2 separate regions of the Mus musculus genome follow, and region 2 is linked to region 1. The links are chromatin contacts, found by Hi-C in ENCODE. All regions are on one chromosome and are shown on one strand. Each heading gives the region's core, a stretch centred on a gene start or an enhancer-like site at or near the end of the contact. The rest is flanking DNA. Distances are from core to core; before and after follow the strand shown.

Region 1 (5,349 bases), core at 956-3,455:
TAGTAAGCATGTGTACAGTTACAGAAGTGATGGCGGCCCTGTGCATCTTTTTATGGAACTATCTGACTACTCTAGGATTACTGCCGCCACCTCTTTCCTTCTCTTTCTCTCTTTTCTCATTAGGAATTCTCTGAAATTTAGGCACCCTCTTTGTTTCTTACTGAGATGCCTTTCTAGTCCTGAGCTTTTTAAAATAACCCATTACAAAAGCAGGCCATGCTTCCCCCTGCTGGGAAAAAATTAAATTACAAGGTACATTAGAATGATTTCCTAAATCTGAAGAAATCTAGTGTTTGGGAAAGAAAAAATCAGCAGGAAACCAGATACTTCGTGGTCTCCTAACTCTTTTACTGGTCAAAAATACTCATGCATCTCACCCTGGTAAGACTTTTATCTACATCTCTTAGTTCTGTAAGTTTTAGAAATACAATTAATACACATTAATTGAGCTAATTATTAAATTATTAAATTATTAAATGAGCTAATTATTGAGCCATCTGTCCCAAAGAGAGCTCCAGGTCAGAGAAGATTTTGAATCTTCTTTCATTGTACACTGAATGGAAATACTTCTGAAGAACTGACTGAAGCAAACAAATCAAAGAACACATTTTAAATCTGTTCATGTTTATTGAGTCATTATTTTCCAATATGCAGTTGCTCTCCAACAGGAGAGAAGAGTACTGTTCGTAACTTTAGTATTTCAGTTTAATTTATTATGACTTGATTATTAGGTAGTGGTAAACATGATTGCATTTCACTGCCTAACTACTCTACAAAGCCAGCTTTTCCCTTGAAAACAGGATAAGTATTTCACATTCCACATTTTTTCCTGGCAGTCTTTCATGAGATACTTTGTTATTATAGGTTATAATAAATAGCAACCACTAAAAATGCCAAAATGCATCTAATGTCTCTGAATCGTATGAGGAGTAAAAATCTTTCTATGATACACAAGTAAATCTCAAAAGTATCTTAATGCTGAGGGGCATGCTGAGAGAAAGATGTCACTGATTCTTCTAGTGGGTAAGACCTCAGGCTACAAAGCTACACTCTAGCCAGTTTGATGATGAAGCACTTCATTATTAATAAAACATTCATCTAAAAATTCTGCAGTTGTGTTAAATAGGAGAGTGCAGGGTACCAGGTATCCTGGATGTCTTCAGTTGCTACCATTGTTTCACATATATGGAACTATATTGGGTTAATATTTCTGACGGAGAAGTTTTCATGTGTACCTTTTTTTTCAAACGACCTTTCAAAGCAATGCAAAAGGCAAGACATAGATGTTCCTCTGGGAACTGAATCTCTGCTACATCACAGGTACACAAAAGAAAACGCACACCTGGTTTAAAAATCAGTTGATCAATTATGGAGCGTTCCTAGGGACCAGTATCTTGCATAGTACCCAATCATCACGTTTCGATTACATTTATAAGCACTTTAGCCTCTGCTTACCACGCTCACATAAATATACGAACATGCATACTTTATTGTTGAATAATTCTAAGACTTTCCAGGGAAAATACCTATTAAAAGCTATCAAAATCACTTTGAAACGCAGAAGGAAAAATATATATTATAAATAAATAAATATATAATAACGTTAATCTGTGACCAAGATACTCTCAGAACACTCCATGGATCGCATTTACTCCTGAACTGATTTTGCTGGCTTCTGCAAAGTAACAAGGTCCCGGTGGATCACCTGACACTTGCTAGTTTCCCTGTCCAGGACCCTAACAGGTCGCATCACTCTGCCATTAGACCTCAGGGCTAATTGAGCCTCCGAGGAGCCAGGCATCCAGCACTGTGCCTCCTGCATTAGGAAAGGGCTCTCAGGGACAGTTTCTGCCCAGCTGAGAGATTGCCCTCCCCAACTTCGCCTTGCCGGGGCTGGCAGGAGCCCAGCCGGTCCTACCTTCCGCCAGAAGGCGCGACGCGTGCACAAAAGATGGATCCAGGCTATCCTTCTCTGCCATCAGCTCAGGCAAGTATTTCTCTTCTCCCATAGCGCGGACTTCGGACCGTGCCCGGTCAGGCGCAATTTCCGCCCGCTCCGACGCCTTGGTCCCTGGCTCCCCCGGGAACCGTTCTTCCACCGTAGAGCGCAGCTCTAGCGCCTGGGGCTGCGCAGACCGCGCTGGTACCTGCCTCTCCCGCGCCCCAGCCAGGCTCCGGCCGTGGCCTCAGCTGGAGAGGATGCCCGTGCGGCCCAACCCCGCCGGCTTCCTATTGGAAGCGGGGTCCGAGGGCGGGGCGCACGCGGAGACTATGGACTATCATTGGGCGGGGCCGCAAGTCGAGTCGCCTGAGTGGCAGGAGGCTGCTGCGGAGGGGAGGGGTGTGCGAAGTGCAAGCGCACTCTCCTGGCCGCCTTAGCCCGCCGTGTTCTCAGGCCTGGCCAGTGCTGTGGAGTGGGTGCGGGCTGCCAGGCAGGCACGAGGATGAGAGAGCAAGAATGTGTGCCCCATGAGCACAGAGGCTGAGCACTTCACCTAGGTCTCCAAGGCACAGGTGTCTCTCCCCTGGATGATCGCAGACTCTTGGGCAAGGTTGGAAATCTGAGACAAAATGTGGGCTGTGTTTCCCATGACCTATATCTTGGGGCAGAAGGATGTCCACTAATGTACAAATGAAGAAGTGCCTGGATTCTGTAGTAGAGCAAAACGCTTCCAGTGTACCTTGCCCGTGATACAGAATTAGTTCTAGGGATCCACCCATTCTTATGGTGCAAAATTCACTCACTGTGTAAACTTAGCGGGGAGAATTGTGAATGAAAGAAGCTAGATGATGCCTAACTTCTGTCGCTCTGATGTTCTCCTATTTTAGACATCAGGGTCTCTTTCGCTGCCATGGGAATGCTGCTGAACTACTTTGTATATGCCCCACCTTTATTTAAATGAGTATTTTACCCACAAGAATCATCGCCAAGGAAGGAGGGATAAGGGAGGTACCCTTCCCTTCCAGATGGGACCCCTGAGCTGTACCTTGTCTACTTAAAATGAAATGATTCTTTCTTTAAAATTATCTTTTCCCAAACAATCCCTTGTCAATATTTCTACCACCCATTCACCTGGGACAACTTTCCCAGTATATAAAACCTGCTGGGAGTTTCCTAATTTCTCTTATTCTGTCCACAGTGTTACCTAAGTATTTATTTTAGGTGAAATTAGGATGTTATATTGATTTTTGTATGACATTTTAAAAAGTTAACATGTTTCACATCCATGAGATAACTCACTCCAGCTCAGAAAAACACTGAGCAACCCAGAGATACCAGGTTTTGCTTCTGTAGTCGGTGTAATATACCTCATAGCTATGCTAAAGCTGAGGCTAAAATTCAAATGTAAGTAGTATGAAGCTTCAGACAGCAGGGTTTACCCTACTCTCCCATATGCTAGACACTTTTAGACTGTGCATACATCCAATTAGTGTTTAAAAGTATTGAAAAGGGTCTAGAGACTGGACTTGAATAATTGCCAAATGAGATAGACATACTGTGTTGTGTTTTCTCTCACGGGGATGCTTTCTAATGAGTGATGACAAAGAGAACCAGAAACACATGACAAATGTCAGAAATAATACTAGACTACACATAATCCTAATCTGTAGAGTACTTTGTGTATTTAGTACATAATGGACATCACAAAATAAAAATAAGCTATATTGACCCTTAGAAACCAATATTCTTATTATTCACCTCCAGAGGATTAGCAACCAAAGGCAAAAACCCAAATACCCTGGAGGGGTGCCCTCATCCACATTCAAATCCATATGTTCCCAGTAGGTGACTCCAAATCACTGCGTTCTCCCCTGACTCATATATTTTGAGGCCATCAAAACTGTGCATTAAATATTTTATCTTATAAATACAAATGTAAATAAATTGATAACCTATAAATAAATTATTGTTGAATAGAATATGTGTGGTTATACATAAATAAATTATAACTATTTATATGCTTCCCTCTTCTGATGCTAGGAAGACTCAATCATACCTTAATTGATTTTCAACCTGAGTTCTAGTCCTGAAAGACAATTTAAGATTCAATTTTGCTTATTGTACCATTATTTCAAAAGTGGTTTATTAAGAAAAATGTCACAAGTCAATTAGTATCCAAATGATGCATAAGGCACATATTCTACAGAATATGTTCTGTGGTGAATGTAGAAGACACATATTTATTTCTTTTACATATCCTATGAACATCCAAGAAATTTATTCAGCTTATCTTGCCACACTAGTGGGATATACACATTATAAATTATTAAATAAGTTAAAGCATTTGTACTTCCTTCATTGTTTCAATCAACCTTTGTATAACACACGGCCACAGAACACATTCACAATAACAATCTGGACAGATAGACCAGTCATCAAGAGGACTTGTTTCCCTGTTATGAAGACTGGTTTCTCTCACCCTCATAGCAAGCTTAGTTTCCCCCAAATGCCTGTAATGTCATCTCTACAGTGGGCAAACACAAGAGGATCACCAAAGCTACCTCCCTTCTGGACTAGCTGAGAAAGGATGAGCCACATATTTAGGGTGGGGGGAGGGACATTCCTTCAAAGGAGTAAATAAAGGACAGGGTTGTCTTCTCTTCTGGCCCCTAAGTACTCACAGGTGAGTCAACTCACAGAAATGCATACAAAGAAAGAAGGAAGGAGAAAGAAAGAAAGAAAGAAAGAAAGAGAGAGAGAGAGAGAGAGAGAGAGAGAGAGAGAGAGAGAGAGAGAGAGAGGAAGGAAGGAGAGGGAGGGAGGGAGGGAGGGAAGGAAGGAAGGAAATAGAAAAGAAAGAAAGAAAGAAAGAAAGAAAGAAAGAAAGAAAGAAAGAAAGAAAGAAAGAAAGAAAGAAAGAGGGAGGGAGGGAGGGAGGGAGGGAGGGAGGGAGGAAGGAAGGAAGGAAGGAAGGAAGGAAGGAAGGAAGGAAGGAAGGAAGGAAGGAAGGAAGGAAGGAAGGAAGGGAAAAGAAAGAAGGAAACAGGAAAAGAAAGAAAGAAGCAAGCAAGGAAGGATGACAGATTAACAAAATTGGCAGAAATTAGTAATTTGTACAATAATATGGAGACAACTGTCCTCCATGTGTATAATCACTGTTTAGAATTCTAATGAGTAGATGTATTGTCTAATATAATTGAGAATTGAAATGTTAACTGATTAATGTTTTGCTGAAGAGTCTCACAGATTCTCATTAGTGAAAAGCCTCTATTTTGATGTTGAGTTTCTTTTACTTTCATTAAGTACACAAGTCATCTGTCAGTGCACATATCGAGTATATAATATACTTTAGGATTATAAAAGAGAATGGGGAAGTCTGGCAAATGTCTCACCAGGTCTAAGTACTT
Region 2 (5,349 bases), core at 1,055-3,554, 130 kb before region 1:
TGCTCTGCTGACTGTCATTTACCAGTACTGATCAAAGAACAGTATGCTGAAACCATTGCGTACTATTGAAGCTTTGCTATTGGAAAGGTGCAAGTTTAAAAATAATGACCATATCAAGGATCAGTGATGAAAGAGAGACATTTACATATATTACTTATAGAAATACTAAATGGCACAACTACTTTTTACAAGCTTGGAGGTGTCTTAAGTGATGATTCACATACTCAAATTGAAGTTCATCATTTTATATAACAGAGTTTCTTTGCCTTAACAAAAATGTTCACTCCTTTGATGGTTACAGAATTTTTATGTCGATTAACAACACCTAGAAAAAAAATACCAAATGGTTCATCATTCAATCAATGAGTAAATACTACAGGCTCCCTAAAGGATGTGACTCACAATAGAAAGGAGCCTCTTTTTAATAGGCTAGTGGTCTGAGGCATCTCCAAATAATTGCATGCACTGAATTGAAAGGCTGCCCTCAAACAGCAGAATTTTGTTAGTGCAAAATGTGATGTCATGCAAAATCATACATAATTACAAAAACACAATGATAATTTCCCTGGAGACTGTATCAGCTAAAGAGGCATAGGAGTTAGAGATTAAAAAACAATCTTCTGAGAAGGAAAAGTTGAAGGTAGAGAATCTGTTCATTATCATGTTTATACTGATACTTAGAGAGGAATGTTCTTGTAAAAACATGAAATTACAGCAACAGACAAGCACAATTTTACTTTAACAAAGCTGTTGAAATTAAGAAGGTATTAACAACCAACCAAGATCTGTGTTATAATTTCTAACGTTAGTCACTTCAGGCCTTACATCTTTCTTTAGAAAATTTGAAGTATTCGATGGTCTGGAACTTCAGATATACTGATATAAAGGGAAAATTTGTTAGATAAAAGTAAGGGAAGGTGAAGAAAACAAGCAATTGTGCATTTCTGACTCAGGATGTGTAGGCTGGGTCTCAGGTATCTTCAGTGCATTCCTTTCTAATGCTTGATCTTTATATTTGGATTTTTTAAAAGTGTTGATGCATTAGGAAAACCTACTTTGTTACTATTTAAGAAGAGAGTTTAGTTAGGCTAAGAGACTGCTCAGTGGATACACTCATGTGCCATAAGAGTGAAGATAGGAGCTTGATATGCCTGTGAGAGGTTCTACCAGTACCTGACCCATACAGATGCAGATACTCACAGCCAACCATAGGTCTGAGCCTGGGGACTCCACTGGAAAATGTAGGGGAAGGATGAAGGAGCTGAAGGGGATTGCAACCCTATACGAAGAACAATATCAACTGACTGGACCACCCAGAGGCCACAGGAAGTAAATCACCCACCAGAGTACACATAGAGGGATCCTTGGCCCCAGATATATATGTAGCAAAGGATGGCTTATCTGACATCAATGGGAGGGGAGGAAGGCTCAAGGCCTCAGCATAGGGGCAATAGAGGAGTGGGTAGGTGGGTGGAGGAACATCCTCATAGAGGTAAAGGGAAGCAGGGAAGGAGGGAATGGGATGGGGAGATTGTGGAGGGGTGACTGGGATGGAGGATATCATTTGAAGTATAAATGAAATAAAGTGATTTTTAAAAAGAGTGAGGATCAGAAAATATGTTATTCCCGCATTCCTAAAGTGAGATGGAGGGTAGAAAAGGAACAATCATCAGAAGCTAAAAGTCCAACTAGCCCAGCATAGAAAGTTACGAATAACAGGAGACCGTGTCCCAAGCAAGCTTGCAGGTGAGTGACAACCGTCAAATCATCTTCTGATATCTATATTCATGTAATAGAATGCGTGCATCTGTATTTACACACACACACACATACACACACTCAGAGATTTTGTAATGGAGCTTACATCTACCATATATTAGTTAAAGTGTATAAATAGACAAAGGGGGAAGGAAAATAAATAGTATCCAGGACAAACTATTCCTTTTGAATCTTACCTCAGAAATCTTGTTTACAAATGTGAAAGTCTATAGCTAAACTAAGCCATGGCTCCTCAAGCTGGCATTTGCACCTGCAAAGCTTCTTTCACAAGATGGAAAGAACATTTATGTAATCCTAAAACCTGAGTTATTTCCTCAGTTAATGGAGAGTAATGTAAACACTGCTTTAACGGGGCAAATGATTGCATTAAGCAATTCTGTGGCTTGAGTCATCTGTACCAAGAACATTAAAAATATCACAATGAAGAAGAGCATCAGAAGAAAACCTTTGGGCATCGAAGATGCAGGGAACACTGAATAAATAGGGCATCTCCACGGGGATTTATATGCTGGAAAATCTGTTCGCTGAGCTCCCATGAGAAGCATACAAGTGAAGGCTAGAACTTAGTGAAAAGTGATAAAACCAACTTCACATCTGCTATGATGATTCGTTCTATAAATGAGAACAGTTATGTAATTGCAAGGGATGAAAACTTCATAAAGAACCAATTATACTGCATTTAAATTTTTTTCTTAACCTGTTTGTATATGTGTGCATGTGTATATGAATATGTGTGTGCTGTGAAAGTGTGTGTTTGGTTTTGTGTGTGTGTGTGTGTGTATGTGTGTGTGTGTGTGTGTGTGTGTGTGTGTGAGAGAGAGAGAGAGAGAGAGAGATGGTAAGCATGTCATAGCACATGTTTAGATCAGAGAAAACCCTTTTAGAGACTGCTCTACCTTGCCACCACCTTCTATTGGGCCATTATCTCACAATTTCTGCTGCCCTGATGTATATTCCAGGCTATCTGGCCTATAAGTTCCTGGGGGACCCTCATGTCTCACCTCCCATCCTTACCATAGGAATTCTGGAAAATTCCATACATGCTTCTGCACCTGAATTTTCATGTGAGTTTTGGGAATCAAACCCCTTGATGTAAGGTTTACACAGCTAGCAATTTTGTCTCCTGAGCATTCTCCCAGAATATCTGGTACTGTTTTTGATTAATATGTTTCTGCGTGACAATTTCACAACATTTTAATCTCACTGAAATAGGTTAGGTAAGTGGGAACTTTGTCTATTGAAGACTTTAATGGTCTCTATGCTTTAACAGCATAGTAAAATACAAGTATTATCAGAACAGTGGGGAATCTGATACCTCAGAACTGCAGTCAATTACAAATCTTTCCAGGAATTGTTAAACAAATGAGAAAGATTTCAAAGAAAAACTAAAATATCAGCAAAAGTTATGATAGCTAAGTGATTTGGGATTTAAGTATGGGAGCCTGAGTAATTCTGTCCTCTTGGTTTTGATTTGTCCATTTTATTTGAGAGAGAGAGAGAGAGAGAGAGAGAGAGAGAGAGAGAGAGAGAGAGAATTGTGTGGGTTGGGAAGTAGGAAGTAGGAAGCACCTAGTACAGTGTAGCCTGAGTGTGAGCCTGATGGGGTCATACAATAAGGCCGTAGCTCTTAAGAACCGATGGAACACATCCTTCACTGCATATCTAAACATGACATACATGAAGGTAGGTAAGACCTACAATTAAGAGAGAACTGGAAATAGGTGTAGTGAAGTTGAAATACATATACCCACATACGATACACATGCATATGTGCATACATACATCGTGAGGGAAAAATACAGAATTTAATTTACAAAATTTGTTTGAAAAAAAACTGATTTTGGTGTCTATATTTAGACCTGTATTTTCTAACTCAGAGACAAATAAGCATTGCTTCATGTATTTATTTTTCTATACACAGAGAGTCATGTCAAGTGATCTTTCTATGGCTGTAACAAAAGAAAGCTATCACTATGAAGCATTGTTTCAAATGCTTTTAGAAGCAGATACCCACACTGTCTGATCATAGGTTTGTAGGTCAGGCGTTAGGCTTGCTAGAGACTTTTTAAATGTGTGAGGTGCTGTGCACACGTGTGAGTTACCAGTTATGGAGAGCTACCTGACATAGGACACTACAAATCCTACCCATTAATGGTATCTCAGTTCACACAGCTGAAACTGACAGCCAGCAACTAAGAAAGTGGCCAACTCCCTAAGAATTAAAAGGAAAAAAATGAGTTATCAATTTAGGTCTTTCTGTTCAACTGTGCATGTACTATAAGAAGAGACCAAGAAGAGATGATACCATGATTTAACAAAAGGCTTGCAAATATGAGAATTTTCTTCATAAATAAGCTCATCATTAAACCACCCCACACTTTATTTTTCCTTCCTCAGAGGTATGATGAGAACAATATTACTCCTAAAGAGTATGAAATACAGTAGGATAAATGAATAGACTTCAAAAGTCTTCTATAAATAAATATCATTACTAACCTAATTACAGAAATCCTGTTATAAAAGGAAGACAGGATATCAATAATGTAAGTGGTTCCTGACTTTTAGTTAGCTTTACCACACCCCAACTTTTGTCCCAAGCGATTCCTATAGGACAGCTCTTTTAATATATTTATAATTCTATAGTAGCAATTTTACAAGCGAGTAATCATGTACATTAAACTCATACATGTAGGTCATACTTTAAATTCTCAGCTACCTCAATCTTTTTAAACAGAAGAAGCAGAAACATTAAAATTAAAAATCTGAATTATTTAATGATATTAGCTTGTAAACATGATATTAAAATCATGAGAAAAACACATTTTCATGAAAGAGAGTATATAGTATTAAATACTCGTTAAGTAATTACCAAATTATTAGTCTTTCATTGACATAATATCTTATAGTAGAAAGAAACTAGATGTCAGATGTCATGCTTTTGCAGTCATTCATCATAGGAGTCTTTTACCTGAATTAAAATTATCCTCATTCTAAATATTTAAGAATCATCTTACTTATTTTATTAGTACATACCTCAGTGTATGTATGTGCATTATGTGTGCACAGGTGACAAAGGAAGCCAGAAGAATACATTAGAATTCTTGGATCTGGATTTACAGATAGTTTTAAGCCATCATATGGGTCCTGTGAGTTGAACTTGAGCTATCCTGAAGGGCAGCCAGTGGTTTCAACCACTGAGTCATCTTGCTGCCACAATTTTACAAACAAAAAGAAAAAAAAATCATGGAAACTCTGTATGACAGATTTATGTTATCTGCTGTCTGAATACACTTAGACATTAGTTTTGCCTGTGAAAAGAACAAGTTTGCTAATTAAGGCATCATTATTTTTTTAACAAGGGCTTCACGACATGAGGCCAAGGTTAGCATGACTTAATTTCTTCATTCAAGACATTCTATACTAATGACCCAGCTCATCCCAGGCTGGCCACTCTTGAAATCAGCATTAGTATATAGTGTTTGCTGTTTATGGCATCATTACTATTCTTCTACAGTTATGCTGAGGCTTAGAGAGGCCACAACATCAAACAGTAAAAGATAAAACAGAAGC

What was found. Hi-C counts contacts between places; a loop is a spot of excess contacts on that map.
Region 2: a loop to region 1 is called in a map of left cerebral cortex, with 2.7 times the contacts of the local background. The contact joins the enhancer-like site here to the promoter of Khdrbs2 in region 1. A Hi-C loop is called at or near these places in 2 of 37 maps with a recorded cell type or tissue (both left cerebral cortex).

Annotation. Positions count from the first base shown.
Region 1 is chr1:32,169,578-32,174,926 of GRCm38, reverse strand. Khdrbs2 (KH domain containing, RNA binding, signal transduction associated 2) reads right to left here and starts at 2,205. Exons shown (of 9, transcript NM_133235.3): 1 at 1,919-2,205. The coding sequence starts at 2,009.
Region 2 is chr1:32,298,549-32,303,897 of GRCm38, reverse strand. All of the region lies in intron 2 of Khdrbs2 (KH domain containing, RNA binding, signal transduction associated 2), which reads right to left. Among named protein-coding and RNA genes, the nearest start is that of Gm25814, 88 kb to the right of the region's middle. Within about 2 kb of position 2,304, at least 1 of the 3 ENCODE cell types and tissues checked has a DNase peak (open chromatin) inside an H3K27ac peak, as active enhancers do; it is left cerebral cortex, where a contact is called at or near this core.